Linked DNA regions of Homo sapiens: region 1 is linked to region 2. A link is a loop called in an ENCODE intact Hi-C map of the cell type or tissue named here. Cell type or tissue: MCF 10A. All regions are shown on one strand. Each heading gives the region's core, and the rest is flanking DNA. Links, peaks and the distances in the headings are about the cores only. Region 1 overlaps COL4A1 (collagen type IV alpha 1 chain). Region 2 holds the start of LOC124903267 (small nucleolar RNA U13).

What was found. Peaks named below come from ENCODE experiments on the same cell type or tissue, not always from the same donor. Only the 100,000 strongest peaks of a DNase experiment are listed, where the experiment ranks them.
Region 1: it touches region 2 in a loop (13-fold over the local background); 3 of 110 quality-filtered maps call a loop at or near these places.

Annotation. Positions count from the first base shown.
Region 1 is chr13:110,269,395-110,278,302 of GRCh38, reverse strand. The region is part of intron 1 of COL4A1 (collagen type IV alpha 1 chain); the gene reads left to right. Among named protein-coding and RNA genes, the nearest start is that of COL4A1, 33 kb to the left of the region's middle. In MCF 10A, for the core only: a CTCF peak has its summit at 3,439; no DNase peak of the experiment used is centred there.
Region 2 is chr13:110,408,025-110,416,932 of GRCh38, reverse strand. All of the region lies in intron 4 of COL4A2 (collagen type IV alpha 2 chain), which reads right to left. It overlaps LOC124903267 (small nucleolar RNA U13), which reads right to left and starts at 2,728; the gene lies at 2,627-2,728. RefSeq lists a silencer at 4,437-4,731. In MCF 10A, for the core only: a CTCF peak has its summit at 4,493 (motif pointing right); DNase peaks (open chromatin) are centred at 1,052 and 4,622.

The DNA.
Region 1 (8,908 bases), core at 219-8,218, 140 kb after region 2:
CTCATAAAAATTCTGTGAATACATTGTGGAAAAAGCTAGGTGCAAAATAGCATTGGAAAGGAGGAGAAGAAAATATAAAACTCCTGTCAATGTAGGCAGTGTCTCCTTGAAACTCACTTCACCTTTTATGAGATTATCATTTATACCCATCTGCCACAATTCTAAGTGGCTCTATTGAAACTTACTAAGTTCTTCCGAGTTATTGGGAGAAAATATTATTCTAAATACGTTAACGTATGTACTTCTCAGTGAAGGGGGCTGGAAATAAGAAACTAGAGTTCCATTTGGGATCATTTTGAAAGGGGAGAAAAGGCTGGGGTAAATAGGAAAGAATTTTTTAGAAACTTTCATCAAAGGCAATAATGCTAGCATGGGTTACTTAATAATTATAAAAGATGATATGGGAATTAAGGGAAATGAAGCCAAGTGGAGATTGGGAAATCTGAAGAAAATGAAATTGCTTGTTTGAAGTGAGTGACCTTTAACTTACTCAACTTGCAAGACGTGGGTCAAAAGATAGAGGGAGGGGAGGACAAAATATGTCCAAGGGTCAGCTCTGCAAAGGATGGCCTGAGTCACCCAGAGTGAATCTGAAATGCCTGGTTCCAAGAGATTTCCATTTTATTTATGTTTACAGATTTAGGGGTTATGAGTGCAATTGTGTTACACGGACATACTGTGTGGTGGTGAGGTCTGGCTGGTGGATGCCCATCACCCGAACAGCAGTTCCGAGAGATTTGAGAGCAGAGTGCAGACCCTGGGAAGCTGGAGGTGGGTCCCACACACAGCTGAGGAAGAAAAGGGCCTTGTTGCCAGTACTCTGGCTACGAAGTTATCATAGTACCTTTGCAGGAGGGATTATTATATTAATTAGCTTAAAAACCTTGATAAAAAGATGTTCTGAAAAGATGACTCATCCTATCACAGGTTTCAGGCAAAGACAAATTGGGGAAAATAAAGAATGGCTTAGACAGAACATGTCAGCAGCCAGTTTTTAAATGACATGTTTGCCATGTGATATTTCACAGAAATGGCTACACAGAAATGAAATGTGTTAACATTGATGATACAGAAATATCCAATAAAAATAGCTTAAGAGAGTGCTTTTATGCCCTGGAATATAACTACAGAGGACCGTATTGATAAATTATATGGTAAGATTTATTGGGATGCAAATTTCAATCATTTAAGCTCGATTAACGTACTATACATTGGTTATCTAAACTGGAGTTCAAAAACCCAGATGTCTACTGAGGTCAGGCAGATAACTGGGAGCAGCCAGCTTTGTGAGAAAACGCACATCCCTGCAAAAGGATCCCAGTGGGTCCCTGCTTTTAAAGGTCTGGGAAGGAATCAGAAGCCTGGGGCCTCAATTTTAAAATATTCATTCAAAAACTTCTAGAATATGGTGCAGGCCAAACAGGGTACATCTGTGGCCCGAATCTGGCCTGCGGGTCACCAGTTTGCAATCTCTGTTCCAAAGTTAAGGCACCCGGTATCTTTATACTGCAGAGTTTTGAACTGTGTTGTATGGATTACGTAGCAGTCGTGGAATTAAAACTGGTCACAACAGCAGGAGAGCAGGTTCAAGGCCAGCATTTGTTCTGAGTGGCTGGTGTGGAGTACCACACTGAAAGTAGGGGTTTTTGAATGTTATTTTGCCTACAGTCAGAACATTTACATACTTAATGGAGTGCATAGAAATTGATACTGAGAAATTAATTATTGCCTGTAATATTTGGATTTAGTTTGTAGTAAATATCCTACAAAAATTTGGAACCCTCCCATGCAACCTGTATAAAAACGCTCCGGGTGTAGAGGAGCCTCAGCAGAGGAGATGGATTTGGCGGTACAACGAGAATCAGTCTTGAAGGCCAGGACGCATTCCCCAGGGGCCTAACAGGAGGCTCATGAACATCTGCAGTGATTTATTGAACCAGTGCTGGAAGGAAAATGACAAAATATTTGAGTCAACAATAAAACAATTATGCAGATGTTTTACGAAGCTCTGTTCCACTGTTTCGCAATCTGGGGTGGTACACATGCAGGTTTTTATTTTTTAATTGACTTGATTTTTAGAGCAAGTTTAGGTTCACAGCAAAATTGTACAGAAGGTACCAAGAGTTCCCACGTACCTCTTCTCGGGCACACGCATGGCCTCTCCCATGATCTCTACATCCCGCACCAGAGTGGGTCATTGGCTACAGTGCGTGAACCTGCACCGACACGTCACTATCCCCCGTCCATAGTTCATGCTGGGGTTCACTCTCGGTGCTGTACTTTGTATGCATTTGGACAAATAGATAATGACATCTATCCATCATTATAGTATAACATAGAGTTGTTTTACTGCCCACAAAATTCCTCCATCCTCTGCCTATTCATCCCTACCCCCTTACCTCTGACCCCTGGCAAACTATGGATCCTCTTGCTGTCTCCGTAGTTTTGCATTTTCCAGACTCTCTTATAGTTGTCTTATAGTTGGAATCGTATGGTATGTAGACTTTTCAGATTGGTTTCATTCCCTTAGTAATATGCATTTGAGGTTCCTCCATGTCTGTTCACGTCTTGATAGCTCATTTATTTTTAGTGTGAATATTCCATTGTCTGGATGTCCCACAGGTTGTTTGTTTGTTCACCTAGTGAAAGACGTGGTGGTTGCCCCCGAGCGTTGGCAGTTATGAATAAAGCTGCTGTAAACATCCATGTGCAGGGTTTCGTGTGGACATAAGTTTTCAGCTCATTTGGGTAAATAGCAAGGAGCATGATTGCTGGATTGTGTGGTGTGTTTGGTTTTATCAGAAACTGCCAAACTGCCTTCCCGAGTGGCTGCACCATCTTGTATCCCCACCCGCAATGACTGAGAATTTTTGTTGTTCCACACCCTCACCGGCACTTAGTATTGTCACTGTTCTGGGTTTCAGCCACTTTAATAGGTGTGTACTGGTATCTCATTGATTAAATTTGCATTTTCCCCATAACCTATGTGGAACGCATTTGCATATGGTTATTTTCAACCTGTTTATCTTCTTTAGTGAAGTGTCTGTTAAGGTCTTTGGCCCATTTTTTAATTGGGTTGTTTGTCTTTTTATTGTTGAGTTTAAGATGTCTTTGTATATTTTGGATAACAGTCCTCTATCAATCAAATATATCTTTTGCAAATATTTTCTGTGGCTTGTATTTCCATTCTCTTGAATGTCTTTCCCAGAGCAGAACATTTTGATGTTAATGAAGTCCAGCTTGTTAATTCTTTCTTTCATGGATCATGCCTTTGGTACTGTGTTTAAAATGTTTGGTCATCTTCCTTGGGGAATGAGCGGAAGGTGACGGCTGCGAGCAAGGATTTTTGGAAGAGAGAGAATGCATATTTTGCTTTTGCCTTTGAGGTGCTGCAACATTTAAGTAGAAAGTCCCTCAGTGCTGCCATCTGTTGCTGTGGCCACAGCTTCCCTCCTAGGGCCTGGCGTTGGCACAATCACTGCTTTATGGACATCAGTTCTCTGTTCTACATGACAGGGAGGTTCAATTAGTACATCCCTAAGCTCTTGCTACCTATACAATGTTATGATCTCATGAGCGGATACTGTGGCTATCAGTGCACAGCCAGGCCACTCTTGGTTTCTTTTCCTGACACTCCTCCCATTGCATTTCTGTCTAACAACGGTGACGAGGTTGGAGAGAGCTCCAGGGGTGGTGTGCCTGCCGCATCCTTTCACATATATTGTATATCATTTCAACTCAGCAGGATAGATGATGCTGACCCCACCTGACCAGGAGGAATTGAGAGGTGTAGGGAGTTAGTGACTTGCTCAAAGACACACCAAAGGCAAGGAATGCGGCCAGATCCAAGTTCAGACCAGCCTCCCGAGGGCTGTGTGCTTTGATTTGATCACCTGTTTCTCTTTGAATTATACGTGCATCAGATCAGAACATCTAATAACACTCATGGGAAAGGGGGCTTCCTAAAGGTGGAGTTACTGCAGGTATCCTGATGCCTGCTTTCCAACCTGCCTTGAATTTTCATTGACTTAAAGTTGAGCTACATACGACGTATTAGAGAAGAAAACCATGGACTTCTATCCCATTATAATAATTAGCTGATGATATTGTCATTATTCATACCACTGCTGTCTCCTCATTAGGTATTGTGTTCATTGGGAACAGGGCCTTAATATTTGCCCCTGTTTACCCCTAGTACTTAGCACATTTTATCTTTTATAGGCATTTAATAAATATTTATCAAAAATAAGCAAATGCACAATACAGTAGTAACGCTGTATTTTTAAATAAAAATTCATTTTTAATTTGATGAGGCCCTAGATCTTTTTGGTCTGTCTTCTGAAGTCAGGATTTTTGAAATGTAGTGAGAAAGGAAGGGAAATGGGATCATTTAGTGCTTTAAACTGCAGTGTAAGCACTCAGTGTGTCTCAGTTGTAATGCTCTTTTGGCAGATGCGCGTCTGCAACCCTGAACAAGTTTCAGCCTCACTTGACTGATTAGTTGCCCTCATTTAAAAGAGGAGCCACATCTGTGCAGCACTGATGGACACTGGGGTCAGTCTGAATGACCCTTCTAACCTCAGAATTAGAGGGTGAGTTTTCCAGACTTTATACCCATTCCCTGGTGCCTATGCTTTTGAAAGAAGAAAGAAGAAAAATTCTAGGTGTTTAGTTCTTTATTATTCAGTTGCCATAAACAATTTAAACCCCTTTTTTCCAACCAGACAGTTAACTGTAGGATCTGAGTTTGGAAACAGACTCTGTCCTAGGATCTGTGTGTTTAGGAGCGAGCTCGGCTGTCTGAAGACTTCTTCCCTGACTAGGTGAGATATATAGAGACGACACTGCTGGATGGAGTTGTCACAAGTGGAATGAGGTGATTTAGGTAAAAAAGCTTCTGCAAAATGCTGTGGATGGTGGTCTAAGATGCACTCAGCCACTAACAGAGCCTTTTTGACACAGGTAGGTCATTCCACTGATTCTCAAGACGAACCCATAATAGACCTTTAGGTCCTTCAAAATATACATCCCGCGTTAGCAGGGACCTTCTCCACTTTTCTCCATTTCGGTACCCACAACAGTGACCGACAGTTACAAGGGTTAAATGGACATTGCTGAATTCATGTGAGTGATTTGCCAGGCCCATAATGCCCCAAAGGCCCAGTAGGTAGTTGGATCTGAAAGCACTTGCTCTCTGAGACATGATCAGGCAGCCATTTACTGTCTAAAAACTCTCTGAAAATTTTAACCATGCTTATTTAAATTTTACCACACATGTGCACACACACCCCATTTATTTCCCTGGAAGGAAGGAGAAGGTGGAGGAGAACGTTCCCTTTGCTTTAGGATTCCCTTTGGGCATATCTGGCACAGAGGAGCGATGCCTGGGGTCCAGCATCCCTTATCAGTTTCCATGGGCACCTTATTGATGGTGACAGGTGAAGGGTCGGACGTTCTGACATCAGCCACATCATACTTCCATAGTAGAGGTGACATTCCAATGTGGCTTCCTTTTTACCTGCTCAGGGTGTAGCGAAAAGCAACTTCTGCCTTGTCTCACTGTTGACATCTTACCTTACTGTTGGCAAGAAAAGGATTAGGCAAATAGGAAGTGACTAGTGTTAGGTACTGGCCTTCCCGGCTTTCTTCTTCTTTTCATTTGTAGCGAAGTGTCACCATTGTGGAACATCCATGTGTGCAATGCTGAGAAGAGTTCCCCCCCTTTTCTTTTAGAGGGGACTTATGATGGAGGATGGAAGAAATGAGAATTCAGAGAGACAAGCATGGGCCACCTGCCACGCCCACAGGTGATCTGCGCTACATGCATGTGCTCAGAAGGGTTTAGGGGTTGCTCTGTGGGTTGAGGTGTTTCTTAGAAAGAAGTGTGCAATTTCGAGAGTGTTTCCACTTCAATTTTGAGTCCACTATATACTGTGAGATGCAGAAAAGGCAGAGTCAGCATTTGCCTTCTTCATGTGTTCACGTATCTACGGTCTATGTGAAATTACAGAATTATTACTTTCTCTGTCTATGGAAAAATGTGTGTAGGTATACTTCATTTTTTCTGAGTTACTGAAAAAGAAAAAGAGGTCTGACTTTTAGTTCAAAGCCATTTTTCACCTATGTGCTGTACATTACAGTTCTTAAAACAGTAAAACTTTAAAGGATATTTCTGGCGGAGAAACTTTTTTTGTTTTAAAGAGGCTATGACCAGAAATTTCTGGCCTAATTTATGTACTCCACTTTGATATTGAGTATTGACAAATATTACCTGATCTTACCCCTTGAATATGTCAATTCTTTGGGTAGTGTACCTGTAAAACTGGCTTTGAAGACCACAAATACGATGAGCTATTTAGGATTCATTTTTCAAGTAGTTAATAAAATTCTTAAATTTTGAAATAACTTCAGACTTAGAAAAAAGTTCCAAAGTATTCCCGTATATCTTTCATCCAAATTCCCCAAATGTTAATGTCTTACAAAACCACAGAACAATGATGAAAATGAGGAAAATAAAATTAAGATAATACTCTGATCTGATCTACTGACCTTTTTGGAATTTTGCCCTTTGTCCCATCGGTGTCTTTCTCTGATCTCGGCTCCAGCCCAGGATTCCATATTGCATTTAGCTGTCACATCGCCCTGGTCACCTCTAATCTAAACACATCCTCAGTCTTTCTGTGTGTATGTGGGTCAGGGCGGGGGCTGGCAGGGGTGACCTTGGCGAGTCCTGGCCAGTTATTTTATAGAAAGTGCTTCAACCTGGGTTATCTGATGTTTCATGACTAAATCCAGGTCATGTGTTCTTGACAGAAATAGCACAGAACTGACGTTGTCTCCTCCTTGGGAGGTGTGTGATGCCAGTTTCCCCAATGCCTGATGATGGGACTCTGAGGGTTGGCTCAGGTGGTGCCTACCAGGTCTCTCCATGAAGTTACTGTTTTTCTTTGGCTCCTAATATGTATCTTGTGGAAAGGGCCTTTGACACAGTATGAATATCTTGCTTCTCCTCTTACTTTGCACCGTAACGTGACTATCCCTGAGGATTCTTGCCTGAAACAGCTCTTGCTGCAACGTTCAGTGGTTGGCGCCGCTGTCTCCATCCCGTCTCATTTGTTAGTTGGGATTCTGCAGAAGGGAAGAGCTTTCCCTTTGCTCCCATTTGCTTACATGTATTCAGTTATTTACTTAGATCAGAATGGGCTTGATGATTGGTTTTATTCTATGAATTGTAATCCATTTCCATCATTGTTTTTCAAATCATCTCCAATTTGTTCTTTGGGAGCTCCTTCCAGCTGGCGCATGTGTCTTTGTGACACGTGCTGTCATTTTATGAACATGTCGTTGCTTTCCTGGAATCAGAAGTTCCAGGCTCACTTTGTTCTCTCCCTGCCCCACCCCTGAAATCAGCCTTTCTCTTAAGACTTCTGGACCCTTCTATGGAAAAACAAAAATCTAAGTTAGGGGGGCTAGGCATGCCCATTGCTACTGTGGTGTCTTTGCTTCTAGACCTAACTAAGGCTATATTCTCCGGTGACGCAGTAAATGGTCGCTGTTAGAGAAATGGACATCTCCACTAAGGGCACAGTTTCGGCCAGTGCCCCCAGCCATGGCACGTGTGTGGTGATGGTGGAGAGGCTGTGTGGAGTGGTGGAAACACTGGCCTGGGAGGTCAGAGACCTCGTTCCCATCTGCCCCACCCTAAGCCTCAGCACCTTCCAGTGTACAAAGGGGCCATGAAACGACCCTACAATGATTAACCCTACAATGGTTGTTGTGAGAACAAGTGAGATAATACAATACAAGCCTAAAACAGCAAGAGAAACTAGAAACTGATAGCTCTTCCTTTTATCTCCTTTTCTTACCCATTTGCATCAGAACCTTGGGTCCTTTATGGCAAATTACTTGCTTCTACCATTGTTTTGATCATTTGAATAATTCTCCTCTTAATTAGATGTAGATTTAGATTCTCCTTCCTTGTAGTCTGATTAGAAAACTTTAAGAGGAAGGTTGCACTGTTATGCACTAAAAACAATATTTATCAAGGAAATCGTTAATGTGCCCCTACTGGGTATGGTAGGATGAACACAGGTCAGTTTCAGGTAGATGAACTTTCCTGTTATTTCTCTGAAGAAGGTCGCAGCCTTCACAGCAGCTTCACAGTCTTGCCAGGTGATCTGCAGTGACATCTGGCTGATGCAGACCAAGTATTTCAAACTCAAACCAACAAGCAGCTGTTTGTGTTGGAGTGGAGTGCGGGGTGAAGGCTGGGGGTGCGTGGAGAAGAACGCTCTAGTCCGTTACCAGATCTGGTTTCATTCTGGCATCTCCCTAAATCAGGTCACAGCCATTTCGGCAGGTATGTGTTTCTGGTCTCGCAGTGCCAGCCTCCTGCTGACATTTCACCCTGTATGTGAGGCTTCAGACCCCTTCACCCAGCTGAGGAGGCTAACACGTTTCCTTCCTTCTGCTTGAGAGTTTTGGACCTGAAATATGATCTTTATGGTATAATCACTTCAGAATCTCATACAAAGGCCTCTTGAGGTTGATGGTGTCCAGGGCATGCAATCGGGATGCGCCCTGTGGTCAGCTGGCACCTACCCTGCCGGCAAGGGCCTGCCGTTTGTGTTGCGTCTTCCATCAGATGTCACCTGTGCTGGACACACGTGGAGACCTAGCCAGCCCCCAGAGACCCAGTTCCAGATGCAGCTTAACTTTTATATGCCTAGTGTGTTCCAGGTGCAGCTTAATTTTTATAATTTCTTGTTTCTGACACTGATCATCATAAATACATAAGATAAATGTAAAATAACACCACTATTTTCATAATTCCCAATGTACTTCATTACTTTGATTCTGTATTTCTTTTCTACATGCCTGTGAACTACAGGCCCAATCTTGCAGCATA
Region 2 (8,908 bases), core at 667-8,666:
ATGGAATCTGGTCTGTCTGATGGTGATACTGACAGAAATTTCGAAAACTGTCTGGGACACAGCCCACAGGGCAGCAGAACTGAAAGTGGGTCAGGACCGAATTAGATTCAGGAGTGAAGGCGAAGTCTGGGAAGCCACTGGTTTCTGTCATGCTTTATCTCTATAGACAAATTTTCAAATCCCAGAAGGTACCACCTATAATTCTAAGATGCTATTATATAGTTTTATCTGAAATGATTTGACTGGGGTAGATGTACATTTTAAAGCAGAGAAAAAGTGGATGATCTCCTCTTCCCCACCCATAGTATCAGTGTCTGAAAACCCCTGCTCCTTATTCTAAAAATAGGCAGCACATGGGTGGTTGTGCTCAATGGCTTTTAGCCCAAACTTTTTATATTCTGGATATGATTTTGCCTGGCATGTGTTGGAAAAGTTGATTTTCTGGGAAAGCCTTTTATTACCTCTGTGCTTTTAGCAATAAATGCATTTCATTTGTCTAAATGTGAATCATTGTGTAATAGACTGATGTGATTTCCTAAGCCTGCTTGTCCTCTAAGAAGACTTGGAGTCTGATTGTGGATGAGTTCAGGGCCCTGAGAGCCCAGACTGCACCTGAGGAAAGGGCCAGGAGGAAGCAGATTCTGGAGCTGCAGGCAGCATGCAGAGAGCTTTGGCTGTCAGGCCGCGAATGGGTATGAAACGCTCTTTCTAATTTAGCACTGCTGACATGCAATGTGTCAATGCTCAGAGCATCACCCTCATGCAGCCTGGATGTCATGAAGAGGTTACGGATGCTGTGCTGGTGGCCTCCACTTACACGGTTAGAGAGTGACAATTAGCATAGGCGGCAACTACTGAGCTACCAGGATCACACGATGATTGGCAATTAAAAGAGCTAATTGTCTATACTTACGACCTCACTCACAGGCGCAGGTTACTAATTTTCATGTGCCAATGGCACGTGCCAATATTTTCCTGGTATTCTTAGGTCATCTTCACACCCAAGAGCATGGCATGACTCATGGCTGAGATGGTGTGTTCCCATTGTGCCATGTGACTGTCATTACCCCATGGGGCCTCTGCAGGTAGTAAGCAGCTAACAGCCCTGCAGAGTCTGCCCCAGGTGGAAGCAGAGAGGAAAGGCGTGTGGGTGGCCTTCCAAAGGCGGGCTCCCGGTGAGTTGAGCAAGCAGGCCGCCTGTCTTCCAGGGTGACTGCTCAGGATCTGTGGCACAGCCCAGGGACAGGACCAAGAGTTATATCTATTTTGCATTTAGACTGAAAAGCGGTCTATATATATGAGAGAAAAAAAAATTCTTTAAGTTAGCATTATATTGAGTTGGTTCCGCTACGATAATACAAACACACACCACATTGGCCAAGTAAGAAAAAAGGTTACGAGCCAAAAGTGGGGCAGTGGGCATGGGGAGGGGGTTTGAACTGGCTGTGATGCACAGCTTTTTTCCCCTCTTATCTTTATTTGAAATGTTCCTGAATAGGACATGCTTTAAATAGAACTCCACCTTTTCTGTTGTTACAAAATGCTTGATAACCACCATTGTCCTTCTCCTCCTTTGGCTACTGCCTAGTTAACTGTTAATTTTATTTTGACTTCATTTTCTTACTCCTTTAAAAAAATTTTATCTTTTAATTTACATACAATAAAATTCACTTTTTTTGGTGTGTTATTTGGTGTGTCATTAACAGACACAACAAATAACAGAGTTGTGTAACCACCACTATCAGCAAGAGACAGCAAAGCTCCATATCACCCAACATTCTGGGTGTTGCCCCTTTGTTATCAAATGCTCCCTTCTCCAAACCTCGGTCCAACCCTCATGTTTCTCCCTCCATGTAGTTTGCCTTTTCTAGACACTCACAGAAATAGAACCACGCAGTGTGGAGTCTTGAGCCTGGCTCCTTTCACTTAGCACAATGCATCTGAGATTCCCCCAGAGTGCTGCTGCTACAGAAAGACAGGGGAAAAAGATAATTAACAAAAAAAATTCTACCATACAGAAACTAAAGAGAAACACGGCTCCAAAGTTCTTACCTAGAGTATGGATTCATTTTATTTTGGATAAAAGAATATTTCCTTCTCATACATTATGATACAAAAACAACCTTTGTCTTGCTTAATACGCAAACACAAGCCTCATTCCCTAGCAAGAGTCTTACAGATTATAGACAGTGATAGCCATTTGAAATTAGACCAATATAATATCACTTTTCACATTTACATCTCTGCTTTTTGCCATTGGTAACTGATTATTTTCCCAAAGGCTTCATAAGATGTTGGACTTGGAAGGGACCTCAGAGAGCATCTGGGGCATCTGAGAGAGATCGGGGGGGTCGGCAGCGTGAGAGTCACCTGGGGGCTCATTAGCAATCAGGCAGGGCACTTGGGCCCTCTCCTGTCCTGGATTTTAACAGGGTTCCGGGTGATCGTTCTGAAGTGGTCCCTGTCCCAGGACTGGCCTGGGCTGGCCGCCAAAGTACCAACAACGGGGAGTCTCAGACCTTGTGAATTTTCTGGTCTAGCAGTTTGGGAGTCAAGGGAAGGAGCCTGGGAAGAATTTATATATGTATTTTTCTTTTTCCTTGTTTTTTTCTTTTTAATTTTTTCATGTGAGATGGGTCATGTGCTGACATCTTAACAAGGTTTGAGAGAGGCATGTCTCACACGAGTGTGAACGCCCCAGCATCATGCTGATGACCCACAAAAGGACAGGGAATTTATATATATGGAATACATATCTTTTGAGTCAGGGTTTTGCTGTTGCCCGGCTGGACTGCAGTGGCACAGTCATAGCTCACTGCAGCCTCAAACTCCCGGGCTCAAGTCATCCTCCTGCCTCAGCCTCCCAAAGTGCTGGGGTTACAGGCATGAGCCACTGCCCAGTCAGGAGTTGATGTTTTCAGCAAGGCCCCCAAGCACTTAAGATTCACAGGCAGGTTTGGGAGCCATGGAGTGTGTCTAATTCTCACGTAGACAGGTGAGGGGGCAGCCCAGAGAGATGAGCCTCTCACCCACAGCACCTGGACCCAGTGGTGCTCTGCATGCAGCAATACCGTTCCCCAAGCCCTGAGGGTCCCACATGCTGAGGGTCCCACATCACAGTCCCGGCTGCTCACCACCGCCAAGCACTGCTGGCTCATGTCTCATTTGTGAAGCAAAGGTAAGGGGGCCTCTGAGAGACCTGTCTGCCTTGCCCCCAAGCCACTGTGTCAGCTCTGCAGGCTCTGCGAGCCACCCCGCCATAGCCTTTGCGTTTTTTTGTCCCCCACTGCCCTGGCACACCCCTTCCCACGCTGGCACAGTGCACTGCACTCTCCAGTCTAACTGAGTGCCTAGCGGTTGGGCCAGTTTCTCTGGAACCTCAGGGCCATGGCACACGCAGCCCTCGCTGCCTGAGGCTCTCAGGGTCACTAGAGGATGTGACTCAAGCATGGGCTCTCTGGGGGCATCTTCCCCTCCTCACAACTGGAGGAGGCGGCCGGGGCTTCTTCCCCATGGCACACTGCAGGGCACTGCCATACTACATCTCTGTACCCACATTTCACGTGAGACCGCGAGGCCCTTGGAGGTAGGGACCATGCCTCATTCACACTCTGTCCCCGGCATCTCTTGCAGGATTTGACACACAGAACACACTCCATGTGCTGTCTGTTAAACACATGCGTTATGGCACTGCTATTTACCCCCTCTGCCTGGCTCCGAAATTCATGTTCTTCCCACATGGAATCTTCTATTTTTAGACCACGTTTCTGACCATTATAATGACTTCCCAATTTCTGATGCCGAGCAGCAGTGGGTCATGCTGTGGAGGACTTCACCCTCTCCTTTAGTCCCCTCCACCCTCCATTCAATTCCTTCAGTCACCTTCATCTACCGGAAAACATCATCCGCAATCTCAACTCTTCTCCAAGCCCTGTGCCCGCCCAGTGGAATTTCTGATTGTTCGTTCCACCAGATGATCTGGTTTTATCACCTGCATTATCAGGGAGAATGTTTCCCAGGCCTCTCAAGTGGAGTCATAAAAAAGGAGACCACCAGACTTGTGGAAAGGAGGGCTGGGCCAGTGAGGCCCGCGCTCAGCATCTGATGAGATACATCAGACCATCTGCTGGGATCGCGCTAGAAAATGAGGCAAGGGCTCTGGAATGCCAGGACTCCCTCCTCCAAATTTAGTTCTGGTAACATTTGAACCAAGTGTTTTGAGGACAACTGTCGGTGATAAGCCAGACCTGCGTAAGCAATTCAGGGCAACTACTGTGACTCAGGGGCGTAAAGGTTATGGAGGGAAGGGGTGAGTTTGTCAATGTAGGTCTGTGAGAAAGCTATAAAAGGAAGATGTTTAATGCTTACTGAATGTCTCTGTTTTAAAATCAGATTTCAACCTTGGGTCCAAAAAAGACACGTTTTTGTTTGGTCTTTTTACTGTTTCTATGCCAGGGTATGAGGTCAGCAGATTCGGAGTGACGTGCAGTTCTGGTGGTGAACACGAGGTGGCAGGCAGTAGCATCCACCGGCCCTTGGCTGGAGGCACAGATTTGCAAGCGGCAGTGATGTCAAAGATTTTGAGATTGTTTTGGGTTACAATGACTCATCTCAGTGGGAGAGAGGGCAGCTCCCTCATTTGTCACGGGGAGCTCACCTCCCATGGGGAAAGTCCTGACTGCAGAGTTCCAAAGATGTCGAAAGAGCACATCGAATTCCATTTTCCTTTCTACAGGGTGGTGGAACAAACTCAATCACTGATTGGTTGGACAATTCCCTTCCCTTTGACTTGCTTAAAGGAAAGTGTTCCAAATTTGTGTATTGGCGGACCTGTTAGGCCCAGCCCATTGCAGAGGGTCCACAAGAGAGTGTTTCAGGTTATTAGCTTTGACCCCTGGTTGGGACTAAGCTAGAACAGCAGCTGACATTTTTACTCTAGACTGTTCACTGTTCGGAGCACTTTCCAACAGTCAGCCTATGTAGTCCTCACAAACCTCTACGAGGTAGGTACTGTCATTGTACCCATTTTATGGTGAGGAAACTGAGGCACAGAGAGGTTTGGGCCATTTGGCTGGTATATGAAAGAGAAGAGTCATATGGGGCTTTTCAAAAGAGTTCCATAGGGCATTGTCATCCACACAGACTTCCCTTGAGGAACAGACATGACCTTGGACTCTGAATACATCTTTTCCACTGATCTTCCTGAAGCGATAATTAAGCCAAAAGCAGATGGACAAATTGTCTACAAAAATAAACAATGTATGCCTGGGGTTCATGGAAATCCGTACAAAACCAAGCCAGCCACAGTCCTGCAGAGGTGATTTAAGAACATGGCTTCTCTGCTTTAACCCTACCCTGCTCAAATGTAGCCATTTCACGGCTCATTAATCCCCCTCCCTGCTAAAGAGTGATGGGTAGAAAAAGAAGGTGAAACCCAAACAAGCCATTTCTGTTACTTTTTAGCAATGCTGGTCAAAAGGTATGCAGAGGAGGCCCCTGGAGCTGCAGGCTAATACTCTGAAGTAGTAACACACTCCAGGGAAATATTTAGACATAACCTATGCTTTCTCTACCTTCTCTGAACAGATTCGTTGTTGAAAACAGGCTGCATTAGGAAGATTTTCTAAACAGCTGTGGAGTTCTGCATGCTAAAAAGGTTGGCTGTTTAAGCATATTCTGAAGCAGGGTTTAGCTGGACCTTGGAGAAGACGAGCTTTGTGTTCCAGGGGAGTTGTGGGGAATCAGGAGGCCGCTTCGCAGAGGCCCAGGTTCCTTGGGAGAAGGCTGTCGTGGCTGAGAAGACCTGTAGGGAGGCCTGGGTGCTGACCACAGATAGGAGCTGAGATGGGACGTGGGAGACGGTGGTAGAAGTCCCTGCAGTAACCCCACAGGCCGTGAGTGAGGGCTTAAGAGCATCGAGAAGAAGGCAGCTGAGAGGAGAAAAGGGCAGAATGGTGGCCATTTGGTTTGTGAACAAACCGAAGTGATTTAACACTGATCAGTTAAACACAGATTCACGTGATTTGGAGCCCCGTGCAGTCAAGAAGGAAGAGTACCAGATTTGAAGTGCTACCGGGGTTGAATCCCAGCTCTGCCAGTTCTATGACCACAGGCAAGTCACTGCCCTTCCCTGAGCCTCAGTTTCTTTATTTGGGAAATGGAAATATTCACTGATACCACCTAGCTGGGTTCTGATGATCTTTCCACCAGATGGAAGAAAGATGTCACTGTTTTGATTTCTGAACAAACCAAGCTGATATAACAGTAACATCAGTAACATATTTTGTCGTGAAGAAAACAAAAGGGTATGAAAGTGGCTTCGAATTTGACGCCAAGAAGAAAAGGAAAGCTACGGGAGAAAAAGAACAGGTGCTGGGGGTCATGTACGAATGGGAAGGTTTTAGGAAGGTGCCAGATGACAGCACCAGTGGCAGAAGCCCATACATCAGATGGTGAACTTGGAGTCCATGTCACTGAACCCCAAGGGGCTGTCCAAGAACAGAATGAGTCTCACAGTGATCAGAATTATGTTTGTTTACAGCCAGAAGCTACCCTCAGGATGTTAGCAGCAACTTAAGGTATCTAAACATACATTTGACCGTGAACATGTGGAATTATGAGCTTGGCAACAACGCCTAGAGAACAACCTGGGCTAACTTTGAGTGTGATAACTGCAAGCCCTGCGAGGGGACAGGGGACGTGGCCCACGAGTGGCTGAGCAGCCTGGCTTCTTGCTCACGGATGTCTCACGCTCCCTGTTGCCTTGAAGCTTGGTGTGAGGAAGGTTAAATGGCGGACAGTAAAAGCCAGATCCCAATTCAGTCTTCCTCATCTCTGTCTTTAAAGGTATCTAATATTTTGGAAATCACCTCGCTAGGAACTTGTACAAAGCTACTGTCCACAGTAACACCGAGTGTCTGATGCTGGTCCTGGAACCACTGGCTACCAGGGCCACCTGATGGCCCTAGCATTGGCTCTGGGGCGGGCGGGACGTGTGGGCCGGGTTTCACCACGCCGGGGTTATTGTCTGTCGTCTCTCCAGTTAACAAAGGGCTGGTGCTATCTGGACATCCTGCACTCCCCCAAGACTCCCCGGTTTGGAATGATTATTTGGGCGAATGCTGAACACACATCCGCAATTAAAAAAAGAACAACAAACCACAAGAAACTGATCTTTCTTTAGTCTGGTGGAAAGATAATGCATGGCTCATTTGTCCAGACATGAAGCCCGGGTCCTGGGTGAGAGGAAACCAAGTGACATTAAAGTCCATTCCAGAGAAGTGACTCAGCTGGCGCCCTGTTCTCATGACATGGGCGAAAACAGCCTCCAGAACACTGGTTCTTCCCAACAGCACTTGTTAAAAGAGAAATCAATAGCAGTTTTCATCCACGAAATAGAAGGCAACAACTGAGTGCAGCCGTGCTGCTCCCGATACGCTTCCTGCGCATTTGGTGTTCACAAAGGTGTAGCGGCAGCAGCGCAGACACCAAAGATGCACGCGGTTCATTAGGAACAAGGAGCATTACTGGGAGAGGGAAACTAGAGACCCGGGGTGGGTCTGCGCTGATCACGGTACATTCTTGCTTTCTTTGCGGTTGGAATATCCATATTGCGATTTACCCGTCACAGCCTGGGTGGTCAGCTTCGTAATATTAGTAAGATTATTCCTAGAAAGCTTCACCCGTGATGTTCTTGTGAGATTTTTGTGCAAGAATGTGTGTATATGTGTGCATGTGTATATGTGCGTGTATGTGTGTACATGTGTATATGTGCATGTGTGTACATGTGTGCGTGTGTGCATGTGCATGTGTATATGTGTGTTATGTGTATGTGTCCGTGTGTATATATGTGCATGTGTGTACGTGTGTGTGCATGTGTATATCTGCATGTGTGTAAACGTGTGCGCGTGTCCATGTGTATGTGTGTGTGTATGTGTGCGTGTGTGCATGTGTGTGTATATGTGCGTTATGTGTATGTGTCCGTGTATATATGTGTGCGTGTGTACGTGTGTGTGCATGTGTATATCTGCATGTGTGTAAACGTGTGCGCGTGTCCATGTGTATATGTGCGTGTATGTGTGTATATGTGTGCGTGTATGTGTGTGTGCATGTGTGTGTGTATATATATGTGTGCGTGTGTGTGTACGCGTGTCATGTGGCTGTTGTGGTCTTCTGCTCTCATTATGACCTGTGTTTGTCTCACTGTGAATGTGCTGTTCCACCAGGCAGGAGCAATGCCGCAAGGATGTTTGGCGCTTTCTCTCTGTGTCCACGCCCGACCATATGAAAGGCCTTCCACACCAGCGCATCCCGCTTCCTCACTCCTAAAGGATCCATGACCCCGACGATGGCCAGAGGGCGGCTCTGCATGTCTGGAACTTTGGATACACTGCAGTGGCAACACCTCTCACATCAGACAGGAGCGGGAGAAGGGGCAGGACTTGGGGACGGCCAGCCGACGGTGAAGCCAACTCTCCTGGCCTCACATCCCAGAGTGTGGGTTCATTCTCTTTTCAGGAAGCATGGTCATGGAGGAAATTTTTCTCTATTCAAAAAGAACCTGGACACATTCCAAAGCCACTTCCTGTCCCCCATTCACACCTTGAACCATGGTGAGCTGGTTTCTGGCCTGACACTCTTCTTCAAGGGCCTGCAATGCCACTATCCCCAGCTGTGAGGGCCCCTCCCCGCCCTGGGGACCCTTGTGGCCCCAGCACAGCTGCCCCCTCCCTCCTGGAATGGGCTCTTCTGGTGGCCACGGACCCGCCTGCGTTTCCCCTCACTCCTCTGGCCCCTTCCTGATTCCTGTTCTGCTCAACATTGGAGTTTTGCTGCTCTCTTCCCCTCCAAACTCATGAGGTGGGATACTTCATTCACACCAAACGGCTTCAGTGAACGCTCAGAGGTG